Linked DNA regions of Homo sapiens: region 2 is linked to region 1. A link is a loop called in an ENCODE intact Hi-C map of the cell type or tissue named here. Cell type or tissue: K562. All regions are shown on one strand. Links, peaks and the distances in the headings refer to the core of each region. The heading gives the core; the rest is flanking DNA.

The links. Hi-C counts contacts between places; a loop is a spot of excess contacts. Peaks named below come from ENCODE experiments on the same cell type or tissue, not always from the same donor. Only the 100,000 strongest peaks of a DNase experiment are listed, where the experiment ranks them.
Region 2: a loop joins it to region 1, with 2.0 times the contacts of the local background. A loop is called at or near these places in 2 of 110 quality-filtered maps.

The regions. Positions count from the first base shown.
Region 1 is chr6:17,843,009-17,848,141 of GRCh38, forward strand. All of the region lies in intron 9 of KIF13A (kinesin family member 13A), which reads right to left. Among named protein-coding and RNA genes, the nearest start is that of NUP153-AS1, 140 kb to the left of the region's middle. In K562, for the core only: a CTCF peak has its summit at 2,691; a DNase peak (open chromatin) is centred at 2,733.
Region 2 is chr6:17,959,611-17,964,743 of GRCh38, forward strand. All of the region lies in intron 2 of KIF13A (kinesin family member 13A), which reads right to left. Among named protein-coding and RNA genes, the nearest start is that of KIF13A, 25 kb to the right of the region's middle. In K562, for the core only: no CTCF peak of the experiment used is centred there; a DNase peak (open chromatin) is centred at 3,011.

The sequences.
Region 1 (5,133 bases), core at 1,431-3,930:
CAATAATCAGTTCTAAGATCATATATATAATACTTATTAAACTTTATTGGAGTTATTTGTGTAGCTATTTCTCTGCTTTTCTATTTAGATTGTGATTACCTTGAAGGCAGACGGTGTAATTTGCCATACACATTCCTCCATGCAATTACTGTGCTTGGTTTATGACTGAAAGCACTCAGTAAATATCTGCAGCGTTAATCTGAATCTAGATTCAGTGAAGACCAAAACATGGACCTCTGTTTAAAAAGGACTAATTCAATGATGGTTTTGGGATACATCGAGTGCTACTTGCTAACAGAACACTGGTTTTCCTGGAAGCAATGTGCTGGGCTAAAAACTCTATTTTCCAAAGTCCTCTCTGCAGCTTCGGGTAGCCATTAAACACAGTTCTGGCCAAGGAGATGTAGGTAAACATTACTGGGTGGGGCTTCCAAGAAAACTGTTGTTCTTCTGATAAAAGAAGGTACAAATTCAGCTGACAGAAGCCTGTGGTTTTTTGCCCTTCCTCCTTTTTCCTTCTTCCAGTTTGTACCACAGATATGGATACGATGTTTGGAATGATAGAGCTATCCTGAGATCATGAAGATGACATGAACACACATTAAAGTTAGTAGAGCTGTGTGCATTTCTGAGGTGCTGTACCAGCCTCTGGACTTCCTGTTAAATGAGAAAAATTAACTCACGTCATTGTCAGTGTAGCTGGTTTCTGTTGCTTAGAGCAGAATGCAATCCCTGGCTTTGAAATAATTAGTTGAGGCTGGGCACAGTGGCTCACGCCTGTAATCCACCACTTTTGGAGGCCGAGGGGGGCACATCACCTGAGGTCAGGAGTTTGAGACCAGCCTGGCCAACATGGTGAAACCCTTCCACTACTAAAAATACAAAAATTAACTGAGCGTGGTGGCGCACGCCTATAATCCCAGCTACTCGGGAGGCTGAGGCAGGAGAATCACTTGAACCCAGGAGATGGAGGTCGCAGTGAGCCGAGATCGTGCCACTGTACTCCAGCCTGGGTGACAGAGTGAGACTCCATCTCAAAAAAAAAAAAAAAGAAAGAAAGAAAGAAAAGAAATAATTAGTTGAAAGATTGATGAAATAAGTGGATTTGAGTTTAGTGTTCTCCCCAATAAGTCCTCACTCTTAACAGTAAAGCAGAAATGGAAAAGAATATGGATGGCAAATTATGAGTAAAGGACAGTACCATCACATGACAGGAGAGCAAAGAAAATGGTAATAGCTACAGTATCAGCCTCATTTCCTTTCAAATTGTTTTCCAGTGGTTAATGCCAATCATTAAACTCAATGTTCATCAACCGTTGTGGTAGAACAATAGAGTACATACTGACATTTCTGAAAATGTTAGTGTATACTTTAAAATGTTACTGTATACTTTATTGTTCTAGGGATCTTAACATATGTTGAACCTAGAATTCTGTCATCAAGTAAGTTTAGGGAACAACAAGCCAAAGTTTTACAGGATTTATTACTGCAGGACGTCTCCGAGCTTTTAGCACTGTGAATCTCCAAAGAAAGGTTTTATAATTATTCTTTCTCAAAATAACTTGTCCAAGGATTTGTTTCTTCTCAAAGCCATTTGAGGAACTAATGTTAGACAAAAATGCTTTAGGAAACCTTGGGTAACCCTATCAAATTCTTCCAACGATGTGGCTACTGTGTCCCAAGGAGCAGAGTTTTGCTGTCCTTGATGGGTCTCTCACATTAAATGCAAAGATGTCTATCCAGGTTTTTAATTCACATGTATGGACTCCGTAATGTACAAGTCATAAATTAAGAAGGACACCCACCCTTGAGTAATGGACAGAAGTAAGCCATTTTATTTTTCTCCCTCAATACAAATTCATGTTTTGTTATTCAGGAAATACCTCTTTAGAGTGGGACTCTAAATGAACCAGAATCATGGAAAGTACTCAAGAAGAAAAAAAGGAAGACTGAGTGTATTAGTCCATTTTCATGCTGCTGATAAAGACACACCCAAGACTGGGTAATTTTTAAAGAAAAAGAGGTTTAATGGACTCACAGTTCCACGTGGCTGGGGAGGCCTCACAATCATGACAGAAGGCAAAAGGCACATCGGTGGCAGGCAAGAGAGAGAATGGGAACCAAGGAAAAGGGATTTCCCCTTATAAAACCATCGGATCTCGTGAGACTTATTCACGACCATGAGAACAGCATGAGGGAAACCGCTCCCATGATTCAATTAACTTCCATTGAGTCCCTCCCACAACACGTGGTAATTATGGAAGCTACAATTCAAGATGAGATTTTGGTGGGACACAGCCATACCATATCACCAAGTCACATGAAATACTAGAAATACCATGCTTACAAGTTACTCTATTATAACAAATTATACTGATACAATCCCAGAAGTAACATATATGAATTTCTATAGAACAAGTGTTCAATAGAACCCACTTTTGGAGATGTTAGCTTATTGATAAGATGTTAGCTTATTAACCACAGGAATTGAAATAGGAATGAGACTGGGAACGATACCCATTAGATAAACATTGTTTGCATTTAGTGACTAGCCATTACTGAATAAAATGGAACCATTTTCAGTGTCTGGGGGTATTAGAGAGTGCTCTATGATCCAAATGTGTTCTCAGCAAAGCTGAAGCAGCCAGACTGCAATTACAAGGAAAAGGCTTCCTCATTCCACCTTCACTAGACAGGTGGAGCAGCAGATTGGCTTTTCAAATGTATTCCCCTGTGAAGATGGTCCACAGATGACCTATACCTCCTAAGCTCTGAACACTCCCTGGCAGTAGGCCACGCAGTGTCTTAATTCTTTAATGAAAGGAGTAACATGTGCTTAAAGGTCTTAAGAGCTTCAGGAGACATGAAGTTCCTAAATCCACAGCCCATTAAGCAGACACTGACGTTTGTGTGAAGTCCCTGACAGGCCTGCTTAAGAGGATTATTAATGCTCCATCCAAAGAAACGTTAAGTGGGAGGACGAGAGAAAGCTTAAGAACATGTCAGAGATTTCTTTAGTTTTGGAACTCAACCTTTTTTTTTTTTTTTTTTTTTTTTCTGAGACAGCCTCCTGAGTAGCTGGGATTACAGGCGCCCACTACCATGCCGGGCTGATTTTTGTATTTTTAGTAAAGACAGGGTTTCACCATGTTGGTTAGCTTGGTCTTAAACTCCTGACTTCAAGCGAGCCACCTGCCTCAGCCTCCCAAAATGCTGGGACTACAGGGGTGAGCCACTGCACCCGGCCAAGGCATACTAAATGTTTGCTGGGATTTTATTTATGTTATTCAACGTCTCTAAGCATCAGTCCTTTCCTCATCTTTAAAAAGAGATAAAAATACATGTTATGAGACTCTCAGAGTGTATGAAAATGCTCTGAAAAGTATAAAGAACTCTTAAAAAGGAAGATCATATCTCATAAACTAGTAAGGAATACACACATCCATTTGTGAAAGAGACAGTATGTAAATAAGACGAGGCCAGAAGCAGTGGCTCACACCTATAACCCTAGCACTTTGGGAGGCCAAGATGGGAAAATTGCTTGAGGCCAAGAGTTTAAGAGCAGTCTGGTCAACATAGCGAGACCCCATTTCTTTAAAAAAAAAAAAAAAAAAAAAGGGAAGGAAGAAAAGAGGTAAGATGTTGAGAGAATTCCATTCAATTCAACCAGTCATTATGAAAAAAGAGCCAGTTACTAAATGATCTAAATCACGTAATCACCAAGCCTTGGGGTAATCCAGTAAGGGACACTACATAAACTCACATCCAAAATTAAGGGGGCACTATTTACATTTACTCTGGGACAAAAGTATCATCTAGATGCTGCCTGGCAAACAGAATGCACAGCCATCCCCACAAGTGTAGCCACAGTGGCTGAGCCTGGGCTCGGAGACCAATTGACGGCAACCATTTCCAAAATCCACACTTAGAACTTGGTGACCTGGGAGACATCATTAAACTTGCTCTGTCTTGGTTTTCTCATCTGTAAAATGGGGATAACGGACCCATGCCTTGATGCTGATGTGACATTGCATATGGAGCATTCAGAATAGTGCCTGGCATTAGCAAGAGCTCAATAAAGTTAGTGGTCATTCCACATCTACGCCAGTCATACACACACACACACTCTAAATTCCAACAAGTCTACAGACTTTCTAGTGTGATCCCACAAGCCCCACCGGCAGGCATGGCCCAGCACTTGCAAATGAATCTCCACGAGGCGTGGCAATCTTTTCTTTGAAACCTGCTCCTTCACACTCCCATTTCTGCCTCCCCATCCTGGTTTCTGAACTCATTTTGGCATGCAGGGCTGCAGTGCCAGTCTGGAATCTTGCAATGCCTTGTCAGGAAATACAGCAAAATCCTTTGTTATCAGAGCAGGAGACAGAATGACTGGATGATTAACTTCCTATAGTAGTGGTCTTTCCCTGTGAGTACGGCTGTGTCCATCTGATAGAGGGGCCACTATTTTACTTCTAATTTTTAAACTTTTGTATATGAAAATAATAATGTGTTAACATCATCTTAAATGCAAGCTGTGCAAACATGTTCCTGAATACATTTCCTCTTGTCACATTCTGTCCTAAACGAAACCCTAAGTTATTACAGCTCAACAGAAAAAGATTACAAGTACACACTAAACTACTTTCTGTTGAACTTGGAATCATGATAATGGTTATCCTGATTATAAAAAACAACAGCTATAACAGTTAATTTTTATTCACTGCATACTAAGTGCTAGGCATTTTTCTAAGCACATTATGGTCATTTTATCCCTAACAAATCGGTGAAGTAGGTACTATTATTATTATTATTTTTTTGAGATGGAGTTTCACTCTTGTTGCCCAGGCTGGAGTACAGTGGCGCGATCTCGGCTCACCGCAACCTCTGTCTCCCGGGTTCAAGAGATTCTTCTGCCTCAGCCTCCCGAGTAGCTGGGATTACAGGCGCCTGCCACCATGCCTGGCTAATTTTTTGCATTTTTAGTACAGAAGGGTTTCATCATATTATCCAGGCTGGTCTCAAATTCCTGACCTCAGGTGATCCACCCACCTCAGCCTCCCAAAGTGCTAGGATTACAGGCGTGAGCCACCGTGCCTGGCTTGCTTTTATTTTTAGTTGACACACAATTGT
Region 2 (5,133 bases), core at 1,728-4,227, 120 kb after region 1:
AGTACTCCTCTTCAGGCAGAATTGATTATTTTCAATTATATTTCCTAAACCTCCACATTAACCCAAAATAAACATGAAAGTCAGGGACATCTAATGGTAGCTTTCCTTATTCAATTAAAAGCTATCAGTTCGGCTGGGCGCAGTGGCTCACGCCCGTAATCCCAGCACTTTGGGAGGCCGAGGCCGGCGGATCACCTGAAGTCAGGAGTTCGAGACCAGACTGACCAACATGGAGAAACCTCGTCTTTCCTAAAAATACAAAATTAGCCTGGTGTGGTGGCGCATGCCTGTAATACCAGCTACTTGGGAGCTGAGGCAGGAGAATCGCTTGAACCCGGGAGGCGGAGGTTGTGGTGAGCCGAGATCGCGCCATTCCACTCAAGCCTGGGCAATAAGAGCAAAACTCCACCTCAAAAAAAAAAAAACAACAACAAAAAACAAAACTCTCAGTTCTCACCAATTAACATGTCCTCCCCAAATGGTGGCTAGAAAAAGGTTTATCATGCATTCATTTTGAATGGCATTTGTGATTCCTCAACCCATGGGGAAATTTTAGGAGTTAAAAATCTGCCAACAAGGTAAAATCATAAAAAAAGGTTATGAGTCAAAGGGAAAATCACTCTTTAGTAACTAAAAAAAAGTAAACATTCTTTGAGAGTAGCAAAAAGAGAGCGAGTATAAAAAATAATTTTGGATTTTGCCTTAACTGGAAACACTAATGGACCAGCCTCTGGGCACCAATGTTTGTTGACTAAACTTAACAAATGAATTATAACTAAAAATAACACTGCTAAACTTTAAAACCAAGATGTTTTTGCTAAGCAAACTCTCCCCACAAATAGGTATCTCTTTCTATGTATTAACTATGCATTTATGAATGTGATCAGCCTGGCTAACAAATCAGTGACCATTTTGGGGTAATAACCTTCAATACTATTACCCAAAGAGGGATCCTCTTATATCAGTTATAGTTGGGGTTGGGGTACAGGGCAGCTCCTTCCTTTACCCAGGGGATATATCGAGAGCATCATCTCTCAGGAGGAGGTGAGATTTTTAAGTTGATCCAAAGGGACCATGGGTTTTAAATGTTTCAGAAATATTTTTATATGTCATTCCTCAGAGGTATATTCCCAGCAGAATAAAGGAATGTAAAGAATTGTGGTGTCTATCATATAGTAGTGCAGGAGAAACAGCAAAGTAAAAGTGAAATGAGCTGGGAAGAAGCCCCTACTGACTTCGTCATCAAGGAGTGAATTCACAGTATAACGTATCATTCATTCTTTCATTGTTTTTGAGCACGAATTGAGTACCGAACACTGCACTAGACCCCTTTCAAGATCCACAGTAGGAGAAACTAAGCCTCCTTTCAAGAAGCGTAGCATCTTTCAGTTCAAAAAAGTATTAAACAGCAGATTAACAAGTACATAAAAATATGGTTAAAATTATCTACATAATATTACAGGGGCTTAATGTTAAGCCAAGGGTCAGAGAAAGATTCTTAAAGGAAGACGTATGCTGAAACATCCAAAAGGAACCAATGAATGTGAGTTTGCAGAGAGGAGGCTAAAAGAGCACTTCAAACTGGAGAAAATACGGAAGTGGAAACTGGGATGTGCAGCTTAATGAGATCTGGACTTGGCAAGGAGGTGGACTTCACTAGTGTGGGCTGGTAAGGGGACCTGGAAAGGAGCTGGGATTCCAAAGGTGGAAGGTAGCAACTGATGTGGGATAATAAATAAGTTATTAAGATAGGCAATAAATCATGTCCCAGCATGAAAGGGACCTAAAACCACCCCAAAATTGGCCCAACAAGCACCAAGCATATTGTAAGCCCTTTATATTCTCCCCGAATTAGGTTGGACCATGTAGAGTCAAATTGAACTTTTAATATTTTACCAACTGACTACCATAAATTTGACATTAAACAAAACAGCCCAGTGACTGTATTTATAGTAGAGATGTTATTGAAGATATTGTTCTCTAAATAACACTAAAAGGACAGAAAGATCCTTCACCCAGGGCTTAGTAAATAGAATAGCTATGTTCTTTTTGAGCAACTAGCTTGTTTTCTTCTTATATACAATTGTATAACAGTTATTTTCCTGTTTGCATGGGCTTCTAGGATCCTCCAGCCAAGTAAGATGTCCACCTCCAGCAACGACATAGACTGCAGCGCACACCAGGCGTCTTACCTCTAGTTTCAAATTCTTCTCTTATTCTCACCTAAGCCCTGTGTTCCTCTGTATTCTAGGGTGCTTAGTGTTTGGTTGGCAACATTGTCTATTTTCCACATCTTAAAATTTCAGAATTGGGATACATTTGACAATCAAGGTTTAATAGTTCAACGGGCAATGGTTTTTCTTTTGTGTGGCACCTACATACCAATGTGTCTTATAATTGATGGTATTTTAGGTGCACTGAAAATATGGTAATAGGCTGGGTGTGGTGGTTCATGCCTGTAGTCCCAGCACTTTAGGAGGCCAAGGCGCGTGGATCACGTGAACAACCTGGCCAACATGGTGAAACCCCATCTCTACTAAAAATACAAAAATTAGCTGGGCGTGGTGGGGCGTGCCTGTAATCCCAGCTACTTGGGAGGCTGAGGCAAGAGAACTACTTGAACCCAGGAGGTGGAGGTTGCAGCGAGCTGAGATTGCGCCAGTGCACTCCAGTCTAGATGACAGAGAAAGACTCCGTCTCAAAAAACAAAGAAAAAAAAAACATGGTAATAAATTGAAGAACAGGCTTGAAATGTCCATAAAAGGTCAAGCTTTTGCTGCAAAGGCTGAGGAGAAGAAGCAATAAGTCATAAGGGAGACCGTTAAAAAAGCAGAGCGAGGAGAAAATTTGTGCAGGCAAGTAGCAACGGAGGGAACAGATGACACGGACCACAGAGATGAGCACAGCCAGGAAGAGGCAGCAGCCAGAGAGGCTCCACTTGAAAGAGGGTGGGGCAGGACACAACCATCTGTACCGGCCCTGCCCTCAGGAACAGCTGATGCTGGTGTGGGGGCTGTGTGCAAGTAAGGCTGAGTCTGGACAACATCCACAGGCACCCGGAGGCAGCTCAACCACAGAGTACTTCTGTTATATCTACTCTGGCCAGACAAATTCCTGTGGTCCTCTCTCTCTCTCTCCCTTTCCTCTGAGCTTCCATACATTGGAGGTGTAACACAGCCAATCTACACCTTTCCATTTAATTGGAATCTTCCTCATGCTTGACTCAAATTTTATTTCTCCAATTAGTTCTGGCTTATTAATGACAATGCAATGAATAGAATCAAACTGATGTTATCAGCCAGCCCCAAAGTTTCTTACTCAGATGCATCTGATTCAGCCCGTTAGACTCAGATCTGTCTGTCCCCTCCCCCACTACACTGTAAACTCAAAGTGCATAAAGATAATTGTTTATCCTATATGATTATAATTACATAACCAGCAGGTCTAGTCATCAAATAATTTTGCTTCCCTTTAAATGTTGTGACCAATGGAAGTGAGGTGAGGGAGTAAGAGTGTCATGTGAAAGGCTGGGTGCGGTGGCTCATGCCTGTAATCCCAGCACTTTGGGAGGCCGAGGTGGGCGGATCACCTGAGGTGGGGAGTTCAAGACCAGCCTGGCCAACATGGCGAAGCTCCGTCTCTACTAAAAATACAAAAATTAGCTGGGCATGGTGGCGGGCGCCTGTAGTCCCAGCTACTCGGGAGGCTGACGCAGGAGAATCACTTGAACCTGGGAGGGAGAGGCTGCAGTGAGCTAAGATCGTGCCGTTGCACTCTAGCCTGGGCAACAAGAGCAAAACTCCAACTCAAAAAAAATAAATAAATAAAAATAGAAGAGCATCATGTGAAGTAACATGGATAGATAAGGTCTTACAATATGAAGAAATATATTACCGATGACCACAAAAGGGCCCCAAGAGATTTGAGATTTGTAGGATAGATTTGTTCTATATCTTTCTTTTTTTGAGACAGAGTCTTGCTGTGTCGCCTAGGCTGGAGTGCTGCGCGTGATCGCAGCTTACTGCAACCTCCGCCTCCTGGGTTCCAACGATTCCCCTGCCTCAGGCTCCCAAGTAGCTGGGATTACAGGCACGCGCCACCACGCCCTGCTAATTTTTGCATTTTTAGTAGAGACAGGGTTCCACCATGTTGGCCAAGCTGGTTTCATACTCCTGACCTTGTGATCCGCCCACCTCAGCCTCCCAAAGTGTTGGGATTACGGGCGTGAGCCACCATGCCTGGCCAATATGTTCTATATCTTAATGGTGATAGTGGTTAATCAGGCATATGCAACTGTAAAAACTCAAGAAAGTGTACCCTTAAAATGGGTGCATTTTATCGTAGATAAATTTACACCTCAGCTAGGCACAATGGGTCATGCTTGTAATTCCAGCACTTTGGAAGTCTCAGGCAGGAGGATAGCTTGATTCCAGGAGGTTCGTGGTTACAGTGAGCTATGATGATGCCACTGCACTCCAGTCTGGGTGACAGAGTGAGACCCTGTCTCTGAACACCCACACCCACACACACCCACACCTCTCAATAAGGTTAATTTTAAAGTATATTAGCCAAGAACTAATTATTCAGTTTAGAGTAAATCAGCTCCATCAACTCTCTTCCTTCTCTTACAGCAGCTCATATCGTAGCCATCGCCCTAATTCTTATAAAACAAACACCCTTGAAAAATATAACTGATAATCAGAAAAGCCCAAGTTTCTACTTTTTACAAGCTGTGATCATTCACTGGCCTAAAAGGATGTTGTAATAAATCTTGTCTGTGGTTCTCAAAGGTTGACATCAAGTAATTGTACTTTATTCTCTATTGCCCTCAAATATATATATATATTTAGAAAGCAAAAATTAAAATAAGTACTAAACCCAATCATTGGATAAAATATAAGTAAATCAAATTTATAAAAATCAGTAGAAAAGTCAGTGTTATCTACTTTATAAAAACAGTAGAAAATGTCGGTGAGGAAGAAAGTGTAGGTGGAATCCTATCAAAATAAGCATGCACCAATGCTGCTTTCTCGAAGAGAAAGACAGAAGTTTAAAGAATTTTTTTTTGAAATAACATAGACAATTGGACAAAAATGATACTAGTCTGGCAAATTTTTCATGGGCTTAGGTCAG